Linked DNA regions of Mus musculus: regions 2 and 3 are each linked to region 1. The links are chromatin loops, found by intact Hi-C in ENCODE. Cell type or tissue: left cerebral cortex. All regions are shown on one strand.

The links. Peaks named below come from ENCODE experiments on the same cell type or tissue, not always from the same donor. Only the 100,000 strongest peaks of a DNase experiment are listed, where the experiment ranks them.
Region 2: it touches region 1 in a loop (4-fold over the local background); 6 of 42 quality-filtered maps call a loop at or near these places.
Region 3: it touches region 1 in a loop (13-fold over the local background); 4 of 42 quality-filtered maps call a loop at or near these places.

The regions. Positions count from the first base shown.
Region 1 is chr5:32,132,363-32,137,362 of GRCm38, reverse strand. Fosl2 (fos-like antigen 2) reads right to left here and starts at 891. Exons shown (of 4, transcript NM_008037.4): 1 at 558-891. The coding sequence starts at 659. In left cerebral cortex, CTCF peaks have their summits at 2,064 and 2,273; DNase peaks (open chromatin) are centred at 3,612, 3,991, 4,224, 4,713 and 5 more places; H3K4me3 peaks cover 4,707 bases; H3K27ac peaks cover 4,700 bases.
Region 2 is chr5:32,056,488-32,061,487 of GRCm38, reverse strand. It overlaps Babam2 (BRISC and BRCA1 A complex member 2), which reads right to left. Exons shown (of 12, transcript NM_144541.1): 11 at 3,824-3,977. Among named protein-coding and RNA genes, the nearest start is that of Gm40277, 31 kb to the left of the region's middle. In left cerebral cortex, no CTCF peak of the experiment used is centred here; a DNase peak (open chromatin) is centred at 2,395; H3K27ac peaks cover 211 bases.
Region 3 is chr5:31,981,788-31,986,787 of GRCm38, reverse strand. The region is part of intron 7 of Babam2 (BRISC and BRCA1 A complex member 2); the gene reads right to left. Gm52770 (a long non-coding RNA gene) reads left to right here. Exons shown (of 3, transcript XR_003955739.1): 2 at 3,781-3,932; 3 at 4,875-4,938. Among named protein-coding and RNA genes, the nearest start is that of Gm52770, 15 kb to the left of the region's middle. In left cerebral cortex, no CTCF peak of the experiment used is centred here; DNase peaks (open chromatin) are centred at 1,986 and 2,195; H3K27ac peaks cover 1,075 bases.

The DNA.
Region 1 (5,000 bases):
AGCTTTGTTTTTGAGTCCCCAATCCCTTTCAGAAAACAGCTAAGACCGAAGAATAACAGAAGAAGAAAGGGTTAAAAAGCCTTCCCCCCCGCCCCCCCCCGTAGGGTCCTTGACGGCTGGGAGGGGCTTAGGGGGCGCAAAAATTTTCTTGCCTATCCACTACCTAGAAAGAGGAACGTGAAAAGGGAGGGAGAGCGGCTCGGAAGGAGGCAACAGGCTTCCCGGAGGGGACCTGTAATTTCAAGAGCTTTTCTGGAAAATTAAGTACGAAAAGGGGGAGAGGGTGTCGTTGGCTCTTCAAGCCCACTCTCCACTTGCTTAAAAAAAAAGAAAAGAAAAGAAAAGAAAAAGAAAAAGAAAAGTGGAGAGTGGGTAGGGCGGAACAGGAAAAAAAAAAAGAAAAAGAAAAGAAAAGAAACCCACAACTTACAGCGGTGAAGTATTTTTCTAGCCTGGCTAGGAAAGGGAAAAGAAGGAGGTTGGGGGTGGAGGCAGTGGGAGCAAGAAGAGGGTAGGAGTCTGCCCGCGCCGCCAGGTGCACCCCGGCCCGCACGTACCTGCTGGCCGCCGCCACCGCTGGAGTAGGACTCGGCGTGCGCAGGAGAGCCGCTGCTGCCCCGGGACGAGGTGTCAAAGTTCCCGGGATAATCCTGGTACATGATCCGCGGTGGGGGCCGGAGAGGAAACAGGGTGGTTTTCTTCCCCGCCCTCGCCGCGGCCGCGCACAGTCTGCTGCGCGCTCGCTGGTCCACCGGCCCGGCCACGGGCTGGGCTTTTCGCTCCCGGGATGTCCCCTAACCAAGGCAGACAGGAGGCAGCGACACTCGGGAAGTGACCCCCCCGATCGCCGCGCACCGCACTTCGTTTCTGCTCTGCAAGCTCCGCGGAACCGGTTGTCCACCGAGTCCCTCCCTCTAAAAAGTCGGCGCGTCCCTCGGTCCCTCCCCTGCGCGCGCCCTTCCGCCCCCGCGCGCAGCCGGAGCTCTGCCGGGACCCACGGGCTGGAGAAAAATGGGCAACGCAAAAAGACTAGGAGCCCCGCGGGTGTCGCTTGGCAGCTCTGGGGGACTCCCTCCCCGATCTCTCAGGGCGCCAAAAAGGCGAAAAAGAAAAGCTGCCGGTTGGGAGAAACTTCTGTTTCCTCCTTTTAGAAAAGGAGCCCGAGAATAAACTTCCTGTGGCCAACTCGCCGCCTGAGTTTCCCGGCGACTCGGACACTTGACTTAGGACAAGGCGGTGAGCGCCGGTCCAGCGGCCCCGATCGCGCCGGTGGGACAGCGCCCGTGGGATTCTAGGCTGAGCGGTGCTGAGAGGGACGTGGCTCCGCGTCGCAGTGACCTGCACCCCGTGCTGGCTCCAGGACCTGCCAAGCCTCGCGCTTCTCGCCTCGCTTCGCCCTCCCCTCTCTCCCCCTCTTTCTTGCGCTCGCTCTCTTTCTCTCTCTCTGTCCCTGCCGAGCGCCGCTCACTGTCTCGCTTCGAGCCCCTGCGCTCTGCCCGAGATGAGTCACTACAATGGCACGAGTTCAACTCCACACTCTTTATTCTCCAGCCCCGCACCATGTGGATCCACTCACGTCAACCTTAGACTCCACCTTGCTGGGAGGAGCGCTCGAGGCGGCGGGGGAGGAGGCCTGGGACAAGGAGGAGGAGGAAGAGGCGCGGGAGGGGAGGGGAGAAGGCGGGCGGGGCGCTCCCCTCCCGGCCTCGCTCGCGGTCGCGCTGACGCCAGCCACAGACCCCGCGCGAGGAAGGCGGGAGGCGGGGAGGGTGGGAGAGCGCGGCCCTCGCACTACGGGGGCGCCGAGGCCGCCCGCGTTCTCGCCGAACTCCTCCACCCCCCCTGGGGCGCAGCGCCCTTGGTCTGTTCCATTGGCGCACGTTGCCAAAGATGGTCATTTGCGTTAGAGGACGCGAATGCGGGTTTCCTCGCCTTCGGGTGACGTGGAGGGAGAGGGATTCCCTCGCCTGCTCCCGCCTGCGCCCTGGCCTCCCTACCTCCTCCCCTCCATCCCCAACCAAAAGGAAGGGGCGCGGGGCGGGGCCCCGAAAGCGGCCGCGCCGGCCTGGGCTCCGGGTTTTAGAAAAGGAAAAAAAAAAAAAAAAAAAAAAAATCGCAGCCCTGAAGACGAGACGGGCGGCTCAGTGCGGCGCCACCGCGAGGCAGAGAGCCCGGCGCGCAGAGCTGCTCGCGGGGAGGGCGCGGCCGTGCGCAGTCGTCCGCACCCTCAGCGGCGCCGCCCGGTACAGCGGGCGTCCTGGGCGCACCGGGCACCCGCGCCACCCTGCGGCCGGGTCTTGGCGGGGTGCGGCGCGGCGTCGCCAGGCGGGGCTGGCCTGCCCATTTTTCACTCGGAGCCTGGCTGCCCACTGCTTCCCCTTTTTGTGTGTGTGTGTGTTGTGTGTGTGTGTGTGTGTGTGTGTGTGTGCGCGCGCGCGCGCTTGTTTTTTTTTTTTTCTTTTTCTTTTTTCTTTTTTTAATTTATTTTATTTTGGCCTTCCAATTAACTTGCTTAGAAGTAGTATTGAAGATGAAATTAGCCAGTGAGACATTCGGGAGTCCTCTGTGCTACACAGTTATGACGCATGTAATAGTAGTAACCAGGTCTTAAAAGCAAATCGGGTTGTTTTTTAAAATACATAAATAAATAAATAAATAAATAAATAACTGGGGCCCGAGAGGTGTGCCCCAAGTTGCCTTGAACTGTTTTGGAGCAAAGTTCAGGGCGCGCGTGGCCGGACTCCTGGCTCTTCCCGCCTTGATGGGTGGGGTGGCACTCAGGGTAAAGAGCGCAGGCCTTGGAGTATGAACGCCTGGCTCTGCTATTTACGAGCTGTGAGATCTTGGGCGAGTCTAGAGTCTCAGTTTCCTCCTCTATCTAATGAAAGGTTTGGAGCAGGACGACCTAAAGCTTTCTTCTGCTTCGGATAGCCTATCATCCCCAGAGAAGGTACAATGAGTACAGATAAGCGCTGTACCAGGAGTTGAAGAACTCTCTTTCTTTTGAGGCAGGGTCTCAGCACAGGCTGTCTTAAAACTCTCTATATGTCAAAGATAAGCCTCCACCTCCCGAGTGCCGGGATTACAAGGGTGAAAAAACGCCTTTTTTAGCCATCCTTATGCAGTGCATCTGTATCCTTAAGCTTTTGAGGAGTGAATGGGAAGTAAGGTTGTTGGGATTCCACTGAGGACGTTGAAGTGCTATGCATCTCCCATATCACATCTCAGGTCCTCAGTTTCCTTATCTGTGAAGTGGGGGCGTTACTAGGAAAGAAAAATAAGAGCCGGGAACTCGAAGCTTTCCCGGGGCTCCATATAAAGCGCCTGCGTTTCCGGGACGACTGGCGGCATCTGGCTGCCCCAAGGGCCTCAAGATACGGTAATCCCAAACAGTACTAGGGGTCATTGTTTACAATTATAAAACACATTCTGTCCTGAGCTCCATCCCCAAGGACTTGTGCGCGTGGTAAGCTGAGTGGCCAGACTCCTCGCATTTTTGCAGCTGCCCTCCCAGCAGAATGTGCAGCTCTGCAGGCTCGAGAACGGGGTGTGGTGCAGGCGTACACGCACGCACCAGCCTTGGGTGCCTGGCCCTCCCCCCTTCCCATCCCTGCGTCCTGGCCTGCTTGGGTGTTTACGCGCCTCTCTCAGCAGGACTGAGTAAATGCAGCCCTTTGACGCAAAACGGATCAACCCTTCCCCAGCAGCAGCAAAACCCAGAAAACTAGAGGTGGGGACGGGGGCAGGGCATAGAAAAAAAAAAATCGTGACACTTTCCCACTCGCCTCGCCCTGTGTTCTGCGGGTCCTCGGCCGCCCTAGTGAAATAAATCTTGGAGGGTTGGGGGTGAGCAACTGGGGGGGGGGCGGCCGGGGTACGCAGGGACCTCCCCGAGGAACCCCGTGTCACAGCAGCACGAACAGACGCACTTTTGGTTTTCCTTCGAGCCGCACGGGCTGTCCGGCCCTCCCCCAGCCCGCATTCAATAATCGTGAGCTTCTGGGTCTCTCCCACACAGTCCTTCCAGTAACGCGGGGCGGGGGCGGGGGAGAAGGGGAGCAGGAGCTTCCTCCAAGGCCTCCGCCATCCCGGGCGCGCCCAGCAACTAGCAGGCGCCGCCGGGAGCGCGCCTTCGGGCCAGCGCAACCTCGCGCCCTCGCCCGCCCCCGCCCGGACCCGCTTCCCCCGTCCTTTCCTTTCTTGTGGCTTCCCGTAAAGCCAGCAGCCCCCAGACGTCTGCAGAGCATCACGGAATCTGTGCTGATGCAAGTCGCCGGCCTCCCTTTGGTGCGCCCCGGCCCGCCTGAGAGCGCTTTGATCCCTGCCTGGCCCTGCTCCGGAACGTGAGCTGGCTTCCCGTGCCTGCCTGGAGAGGAGACCTAGGTTCCACAGCCTAGGCCACCTTTCAGTCCCGTGGCACCAGAGGCAGAGCTGCCGGGACACTGGTCTCCCTTGATTCAGTGGATGCTTGAAGTTTGACCTATCTAAACCCAGTTCAGCGGCGCCTACGTGGGAAGACATACCTGGGGGCACGCGGTTAAGAAGGGGCTGGAGTAAGATGCTCAGAACAGGGATTAAGCCCCAATGTCTCAAATCAAAACGAAAACATACTGTCCCTTGTAATCCACACAACAAACATTTGAGGTGTCTCTCATTTCCAGGTGTCAGTTCAAGAAAGCAAGACCAAGTAACTTGTCCTGGGGAACTGGTCAGTGTTTAATAACGAGTTGAAAGTAAAACCGCCTCTGACTGAGTCTGCCTACCCGCCTCCACCGCATTACCTGCCTCCTACCGGAATGTCTCTCTGGCTTTCTAAGCACAGACTTCATTTGTTCGTGGCTTTAACTGACATTTAAAAGTGCCCCTTTTTTCTCTTCTGAGTGAGGGAAAGGAAGAGAGATGCCGCTGTGGGGAAATAAAAAGGTAGTCTGGGCTGACTCTTCATCGCCTCTCTGAGTGTCTGGACCCTCCCGTTTCACTCATTCCAGTTTCCTTGTTAT
Region 2 (5,000 bases), 76 kb after region 1:
TGCTACCTTTATCTAGAACCAGAATGAAGTAGATTATAGTTTTCCTTTGATTAGAAAAAAAATTTTTTAAAGCTGTTTGACTGTTAAAAGTCACATGAAAAATCAAAACATATGGATATCATAGCACAAAGGCTAACTAGGGGCATAAAGAGACTCACCTTTTATAGATTTAGACATTTAGATTATGTATGAAACATTGTAATATTAATTATGATAGGTATTATATATATAAATTTATGTGTCAAGTAAAGATCATATTTACTGCACATATTACCAAAATATATGAAGCAATAGAGTTAATAAGCCAATAAGAGGTAAAAGGGACATCAAGATATATGCCAAAACACTTCAACAAACCAAAAGAACATTGGAAGAGAAAATAAAGGAATTAAAAACAAAGGAAATTAAAAAATTTGAAAAAAGAAAGATGTAAGACTTAAACGTAATAAACTCATTTGTTATGTTAAGTATAAACAAACTAAATATTAAGGGACACAGACCATCAGACTAGATTAAAATAATCAAAACCTACAAAAGATTTCTAGACACACATACAGACAGAGACTAAGTAAAACAAAAAGAGATGAAGAAAGACAGCATACAAAACTATGTGGAGAGAAAGCTGGAACAGCTATTTTTATATTAAAGAAGACTTCAAGTCAAGAAGTCTTACCAGATATAGACATTCCATAATGGCAGAAGGACCAATATATTAAGAGGACAAAAGAATTCTAAGTATGTATGTACTTTATCAACTTAAGCAACAGATGCTCTTCAAATTTTGAAGCGGTTATAGTCCGGTAAACTCACAAGAGGTTGAAAGTATCCTGTAGGCCAGTGAGTGGCTTAGCAGGTATAGCTACTTGCTGCCAAACCTGACAACCTGAGTTTAGTCCCTAGAAATGACATGGTAGAAGGAGAGAACCAGTTTCCCCAGTCAATCAATCAATCAATCAATCAACCAATCAATGTAAAAAGAATTAACTATCCTTAGTAAAAACTCCACTTATGTATCTAGCTGTAGGGCAGCAGAGTTTTGGGAAATGGAATATCTTAGACTACTGCTTTTCTTCCTTGGGAGCTGTGGTTTTCTACTGTTTTCTGGAACTGCATAGAGCAGTGTATTAATAACACTATCTCATAACAATATCACAATTCAAGATCAAAGTATAGATTCTACCAAATGTACGTTGCTTTCAGACCATTATATGGCTCAAAAATCTTAAGCTGAGCCATTGTAAGACAGAGACAGTCTTTATATAAAAATTTGTCCACAGCACTGTAAATTAGACACAAATTATACTACATTAAAAAGATAATTATAGCAAGTGTTTGCCTTAAAGAGCTCACCATTTAGTTAAGAAAATAGATGAAGATAAAGATGCTAAAGAAAAAGGAAAAATAACATAAGAGATTCTAAAGGAACATGTGACCAGAGTCAAATTGGAAAGAGGGCGGTGAAGGGTTGCCTGGGAGTTTAAAGGAAAACTACTGTTGTTCAATATGCTGCCTCACTGAGTACACCTTCCTAGCAAGTCCATTCAACAGAGGGAGTACAACCCTGTCTTAAAAGATGAAGTTCAGAGAGATTATGCACTCTGCCCAAGGCTATGGCGCTTATAGGATTAAACTCTGGTTGGAACTGGAGCATGTATGACCCCAAAGCCTGTACCTACACACTTTAGGGTATTGTATCTGTTAAGGGTAGGACTGGCTGGATTGATATCAGCAAGAAGCACTGTGGTAGGAAAAGCCCTGGCTTTTCAGTCCCAGAAAGTGTCCTTTTTTAATGCACACGTTTAGAACTGTGCTCTTAGGCAGGCAGGATAAACAGCTGATTTCACTCAAAGGGCTCTAGGGCTGTTCTAAACCATGAGAGTGTTTATGTGGTGGGCAGAGCTCCCCCAGTGAATTATAGCCTTTTACGCACTGTGTACAGTATTTTCATAGGATACAGACACGGGGCATGCGAGGAATGCTTCACTGACCTTTCGTTTTGTTCAACATTTTCCTCCATGCCTTTCTGCTAGTTTTCAGACTTAACCATAGGACAATTCTTGCTTACGTTTGCCCATTACCTGGCCTTTGACACAGCCTCATGTAATTACTCAGTTCAATTAAAGAATAGGGGCTAAAGCTACTATTTCTAGCCGGCACGAGCTGCTGGCTGTCTCTTTTATTACATCTAAAATGGATTTATCCTCACTAAACTAGCAAGCAGATTTTTTTTTTTAACACGACTTCAGATGTTTTCTTTAGACTGGTGTTAACATAAAGCAAATGTCTCTTGAAAGTCTGAACCAATCTGTTAAGATAAACAGGCTTCACTTACGATAACTCCTATACTGAAATCACAGGCTTGTGGTCTACAGCTCCTTAAAGATTCAATTCATACATGCTAAAATGCCTGCTTCAGAAGTACGCACACGCACACCAAGATTGCTTTGCCATGGAAACCACAAAGATATGTCTGCTTCAGACTCTGGAGCACATACCACAAATAATGGCCCATCTTCTAAGGGTAGATCCTATGTATACATAGGGAACGCCCAGAAAATTAAACAACAGCAAGACTTCAAACGGAAACCTTGCTTTAGATTTCCTTTGTTCCACTGCATGTCAACATAGGTCTTAATAGTTGTTACTAGTTACATTTGCATTTGTTTGTTTATTCCTTAAATAGAATTTCAGACTTCAGTAGCTTGGATATAAAGGGAAAATATAGGGAGAAAGGCACACGAGTTTCAGATAATAGCTCTGAGTGGCACACCGGGATTCTGGGTGGCTGGAGTACTGGAGAAGGGGCACTCTTGTAGAGCCTTGAGCCTACCACATGTGAGGGTTTAGTAGTAGAGAGATGATGGGAGAGGCCAGGAGGGTTTTCTCTGGGAAGAAAACTCAACCAGGAAATGGTTGGTAAGAACAGGAAGTCTTAATAATCAAGAAGTTTCTAAGCCTGGAAGGTCATCTTTTGTTATGGGTACTTTAAAGCTGTCAGGAATTTGGTATGATTTATCTCCTTGCTAGGCTACAGGCTCAGTGAAGCCATGGATAGTTTCTAGTTTCTTTATCATGACATCCTCAGCATGGCACACAGTGCCTGGAACACTGTAGAGGGTAGTAACTATTGGATGAGCAGTGGAGGATGCTTATGAGCCACTTCTCTTTCTATGATTCTTTGGCTCTGCCCACCCTTCAGCTGAGATCACAGGTAAGAGCACATGGCTGTGCAGAGTGATAAAGTATTTGCCACACACCACACTATGGTTTATGTTTGGAAAATCCCACTTCAATCTACTGCTGCTTCAGGCTAGGAGGCAATGGTCCATACACTGCTGGCCCAGACCCTGAAGTCTTTACCATAGCACTCACCATGTTTCTGGATCAACCTGGTCCTTATGACTATAGTGACAGCCTTTCTATACTCAACTATTAAGGCTAGTAACTTTAATCTCCATTGAGACACAAGTTCCACAGCAGTGTTTGCAGATCTAAGGAGTCTGTGTACTTGAGTATACAAATCCATGCAACACACAGGAGAAACATAATTCATGAGATGCAGCTTCCCATGGAATAATAGACACTGAACTCATATACTGACTATTCACTAGAAAATCTGTTTACCAACATTTGAAATTTATCATTTAAAATACATAAGTGGTTGCCATCATTTTTATTATTGACATTATTTATCTACAACTTAACTTGCTATCTCATATCTCCTACAATCCATTTACCAAAACAAAAACCAACCAACCAACCAAACAAACAAACAACCCAAAGAGGCCACTCACGGCCAGTCAACTAACAATGTACCACTTACTTTGCTCTCTTGGCCATTTCATTTCCATCCCATCTGGGGCTGTATGGGTAGTTTTTTTGTGCTTGGGAGTAAAGCTGTCCACTGTTGGTAAAGTGATAGACTGACTGAAATGTGAGCGTAGGCTGATCTCGAGGGAAAAACAGGGGCAGGTCAACTGCAAGGCAAAAAAGGGGAAAAGATGGTTAGAGTTCATAAATACATCCTTTTTGTTTCTCCCAAGGCAGGGCTTCTCTGTATAGTCCTGGATGTCCTGAAACTCATTCTGTAGACCAAGCTGGCCTCAAACTCACAGAGATCCACCTGACTCTGCTTCATTCCCAAGTGCAGGGATTAGAGACATTTGACACCACTGCTCAGCAATAAACACATCTTAAGACATGTTTTTGGCTAACTCAGAATGCTGGGTACATGACAATTGGAGCCACAAGCACCGATTGAGGTTTGGATCAAAGCAATGGCATGAGGGACCACAGAAGCCGTGACACATGCAGAATCTTAGGCATAACCAGAATGGCGTCCCACACTGTCCGACCTCCTGGGCCCTGGCCTTGCCCATTGCCATTGCAGAGCTAGCCATGTAACTGTGTTAAGTTTCCATTATGCCATACGCTTTTCAAGGGCGGGACTGTGTCTTCCTCACCTACAATCTGATGGGGGAGCAGGATGAAAGATGGTTTTCAAGAACAAACTTGGAAAAGGGACAAAGAGGGCTTTGATAGGATGCACCAACTAGACTTCCAGAAAAATAAAATTATCATTCTGCTTCCAATCAAGTCGTGAAATCTCCATACTCAGCACTTTCCTTTTTTTCCCACATATGTTACCACATATATTTATATCTTGTAAATCAGAGGGAGCTCCTTAGTGGGCCGCAACAGGGGCAAATCTGAACAGAGACTCTGCTGCTGCCCATCAGAGCTGAGCCCAAGCCCCCTGCTAATATGTAGTGTTGCTTTAGCATTTCATTTGGGGGTTAAGTCAAGTTTTTAAAATAAAATCTCTTGTTAGTTTTAGTGGAGGCAAAGCATCCCCAGAAACTGTTTCAACATTCTCTGAGGTAGACAAAGTTTGTGTAAATGTTACCCATTTCCAGGACAGAGAATAGGCACATTAACAAATGCAGTAATGATGTGTATAGATTTTCTAGCTTTGCAGAGTTCATTTTAGATGCTTTGTT
Region 3 (5,000 bases), 150 kb after region 1:
AAAGAACTCAGGCTTTTAGAATGAATACCAAGCAACCTTAATACTTAAGTACTTTTCCCTTTATACTGACAATTTCCAAATTTATAACTCTAGATCAGAGTTATACTATAGTCTGATATAGATAATATACTTCGAGCAAACTGTTCTCAGCAAAGCCTAATTTAGTAATAGCAACTCTTGCCTTTTAGTTCCTGAATGAAAAGCCTCAGCTACCCATCCTTGTCTCTCCTCTTACAGCCCAAGGAGCCATTCCCAACTTTCCAGCATCGCCCACCTGGCTCACTGCTAGTCTGGAACTGCCTCACTGTTTGCTTCCCAGGCACTCACTGAGGTCTCTGACAGAGGCTCTTTACCTCTGCTTGTTCTCTGTTCTGTCCTGCTTCTTCCTAAGGCCTGTACCTCTGACAGATACTCTGTTTGCTATGCTAATTTGTCACTGACTTTCCTGACTGTCATTTATTAGAAGGCAAACTCTTTCAGAATGGGGAACTTTGCTGAGTTTGTTTAGGTGTGTAACACCCAAAACAATAATGGCAAGCTGCATTCGGTTTCCAATAAATATCTGTAGTACAAATGGAATATCCTTAATCTGAAAAACTGAAATCCAAAATGCTGCAAAACTGGAAGCTTTATAAGTGCCAATTGATTTCCCAGTGGAAAATTCCATGCCCAATCTTACAGAATGGGTTACAGTTAAAACACAGGCATAGGACTGGGGAGATAGGTCAGGGGTTACAAGAGCTTGCTGGGCAAGTATGAAAACCCTAGTTCAAATCTCCAGCTCTCGTATAAAGACTAGGTATGGCCATACATGCCTGTGGCCCAAGTGCTGCAGGGGAAAGAGACAGGAGAACCATGGAAGCTTGCTGGCCACCAGTCTAGATCCAGGTAGAGTCAGAGACCCTGTTTCAAGAGATTAAGGCAGACTTTCTCTCCTGGTCTCTTATCATGCATAAATCATACATACACATAAGTGTATATGTAAGCACACACGCACATACACACACAAACACATCACACAGACACAAACCCATAGGTACATTAAAACTATTATATGAGATTAATTTCAGGCTCTGTGTATATGGTACATATGAAATATAAATAAATTTCCTGTTAGACTTGCATCCTATCTCAAATATAGACCTTTATGCATATGGAAATATTCTAAAATTTGAAAAACAAACCTGAAACACTCTAGTCCCAAACATTTCAGATAGAGGACACTCTACCTGTGTCAAATGACAATGTTGAACTTCCCAAATAAACATTCAAAGTCTATAAATGTCTGTATTCTTTTCCTCAAATAGTTACTATGGAAAGGAAGATTTTTAAGGGTGTTGGGGTTAGTAAACATTTTTGGTACAGTCAGTTAATAAATATTGCTCTTGCTGCTTTAGAAGATGTGTAAATGAATGTGCATGGCCATGCACCAACGCAACTTTATGACTACAGAAAATTGAATTCCATACAGTTTTTACAAGTTATGAAACATCATTCTTTAAATGCTTTTCTAACCAGAAAAATGCAAAGATTATTCAGAGCTGGTGGGCCACACGTTACCAGCCACTGGCTGGATCTGCCCAGTGCCTATAGCTTGTCTCTTGACTCAGAATGACTTGAGGGTTTTACAGAGGCTGGAAAAAAAAAAAAAAAAACCAAAACAGAAACATCCAGGAGGAAACACAGGCAAAAGCCTAAGATGAGGATGTTAGCAGAAACAAAAGCAGGCCCCTTTGTCAGGTGTCTTTGGTACCCCACTGGGGTAGTTAGTGTCATTCCTCTATCGACTTCTTTAGGCATTGGGTGAGGGGCACATCAGGCACTTCATGAACCGTGGGAGTTCTTACGATCGCATTAGATTGTAACTGTGCAAGAGCGAGCTATTTATATGATTCCGAACGAAGCTTGAGGCATATTCTGGTGTTTTTTACATCTATGTTAGGTGAAAAAGCTGCCTACAGAAGCCTGCCTCCCACCCAAAATACTAGCTGTTAGCTGCTGACTGATCCTCGGCAATATTAAGATGAATCATATATGCTCTTTTCTCAGTGCAAAAAGAGATAATTTTGAAACTCAAAAAATTTCACTTTGGGTAGTCACAAACCACACAGTAGAAAAGCTGTCCAGCCGTAAAGTTGTAAATAAATAGAACCCACTCCTGCGTGGACATCTTTTGCTTCTTTTAAACTGTGACGCTTTTTTAGGCCTCACCTCCTGCATGGTGTTGAAATGATAAAATGTTGCAAGCATGTTCCGTGCCTAGGCCGGAAGGCAGCCTTGGCTTCCCTTCTCTCTTCCCTGGCGCTCCACACCCTTGATCTACAGAACCCACACCCTTTCTCAGGCAGCTGCCTTTTCACCTACCCCAACCAGCCTGTGGCTTTCCTGGCTTGCCCTTGCTTGGTCTATAAGGTGCCAGCTGCTGGCAGAGCCTAGTCGTTTCCTATGACAGAAAAACTCTGTGTTTCTTTCTCCTTATTGTGTGGAGAAGCAGGTATTTTTGGCCTCAATTTCTAAGATCTGTTTTATTTCTCTTGTTACTAAGCAGGTCACTGCCACCCTCATTTTTTGCTGTGTCATCATTTTCCCACATTACCCTGTTTGGCACCGAGGGATGAACCACATCAAATGGAGGAATTGCAACCACACATTGCCTTGAGAAGGAAGCAAGGGAGACCTTAGGGTGTGTGTGTGTGTGTGTGTGTAATGACCATTTTGGGGGCTTGTTCTCCCATAATCAAATCCTGCCTATCTTAACAATGTGGTGGTGTGTCAAAGCATTGGAATTCTGCTTTACTCAGCAACCCAGAACTTTATAGGAAAATGAAGCAACAAAATGTTGGTCTTCCTGTTAACTTGTACTTAGCATGGGACTGTTTGTTTCCCTATGACATTCCAGTCAAATCTCCTAAGTTTCTGGAGCTCTGGGCTATCCACAGAGGCCCATGCAGTGTCCTGACATCCTTAGGCATGGTTCTTTTTTTACTTACTTATTGATGCCAGTGCCTAAACTCATTGGTTCATGTTTTTATTTAACAAACTATCACTTGTACTAAGTAGACAGTCTACCACTAAGCTAGATTCCCACTTTCTTCTAACCTGTCCCGAGAGAAACATCATGCATTAGAAGTGAAAGTCTTAAATCCAATAAACCAAAGAAGCAATTTGCTTGCAAACATTTTAGACACTGCTGGGGACCCAGATCAGTGGGAAGATACTTACCTAGCGAGTATGAACAAGTTTCTGGGTTCTTTAGGCTCTGTTAGGAAACCAAGCTAACCCAAAATGGCTCCATCTATGTTGCTAGCAGCAGTGCAGGTCTGGCTCTGGGACCCTTACAACATGTGAGAATCTGTAGTTAACACAGATGGGCCTGTATCAACTGACGTTTTGCCAGCTAACTAAAAACATGTGCCCAACAAGTAAAGCATCCGGGCACTAACGTAAGATGCCACAATCCCAACTGGGACGTTGAGAAGTCACATTTGATATCTTTAGGATACTGTGCTAGGGCTGATGTTTAATGACAGCTGGCTCGTGCTCATCAGCATGGAAAACAGCACTTAGAGGCGGAGCACGTGCAGTGATTTGATCTTTGTGACTAACATGGGCAATTAAGCAGTTCATAAAATGAATGTCGGTATTTTTGCTGTTGTTTTGGTTTGGCGTGCATGCAGTTTTGGCTAATGTTGGAATTAGCCTTTCTTGAACATCATCTGTAGAATGTGTATAAGCTGTCTGTAGTACCAGGCAGTGAGCCTCTACTTCCTTCTGTCCCAGATTAGCACACCCAGGTAATACAAACGCCTTCCAGAGATTCTCTTGGAGCCGAAGGAGACAAATCTGTAGCTAGTTCTGCTGCAGATCCAGAGGACCAACTATCCAACGGGTGCCCAGCATGAGAAACACTGTCAAGCACACAGAAGGAGAAGGTACCCATCTAGTCTTCTCAGTTAACAAGCAATTGGTGTTCTCCAGCGCGGATGTTCAGCAGTCCTGATCCACCTTTATGAGCCAAATTATCCATATAATTTTATTTGCCTATTGACCTCCCTGCTCCCATTTCAAGCCCCTTATGATCCCTCTCCACAACTCCTGGCAGCTGCCCAGTGGGTCAGACCACGCTCATGTCAAGGAGCTGAACAATGCTGAAGGGAAGGAGGACGGAGCCAGAGTGCCAGGGCTGCAGGTAGTGTTTTCTCAGAAGCCCTCTCTACATTCTGCCACTGTCCAGACAGGATGGCAGCAGACCCACTTCTCCACCTCTCCATTGACAACCATCCTCCTCCTGAGGCCCGGTGGCAAGCAGAAGGAGGCGCTTATATTTGGTAGCAGGTTGCAGAGAGAAAGTTGAGGACAAAACATGATGAAAGGGAACAGGTGGGATCTGGAGTGATGACGCACTGAGGATGCTAACTGTAGTCAGCACTTAGCCTTAGAAGATGTATGGGTTCCTGTCACTGCCGCTTTAATCTCAGAAGATAGCTCACTTCCTAGCAGATAGTGAGGCTCAGTTCCATTAGCAGCCGTCTACACAAAACTGAGGAGTTGCTTTGGAAAAGCAGAACTTATTTATTATCTTTAATTAAAAAACCCTATCATTTTAAACACTTCTTATTCAGGTCTCTGAAATAGGTAACTAACACCAGCCGTGACAATAATGATGGCCTCACCGTTCCCAGGCAAGGCTACTGGGCATGTGTGAGGCAGAGCACAGGGACCTAGTGTCTGGGCGAACTGGGCTTGTAGACCTGAAATTCAGAAGAAAGCGCTTATTTCCTCCTTCCCTCCCTCCCTCCCTCCCTCCCTCCCTCCCTCCCTCCCTCCCTCCCTCCCTCCCTTCTTTCCTTCCTTTTTTTCTTTCTTGTCAACAGCTTTGGACAAAACAGAGGAAGAAAAGCTTAGTCAGGAAAAGAATGGATTCTGGTAATGAAGGCCAAGGCCAGCTTCACTGGCCAAATATTATTGAGGTTGGTATAGTGACTTTTTTCAAAATGGTT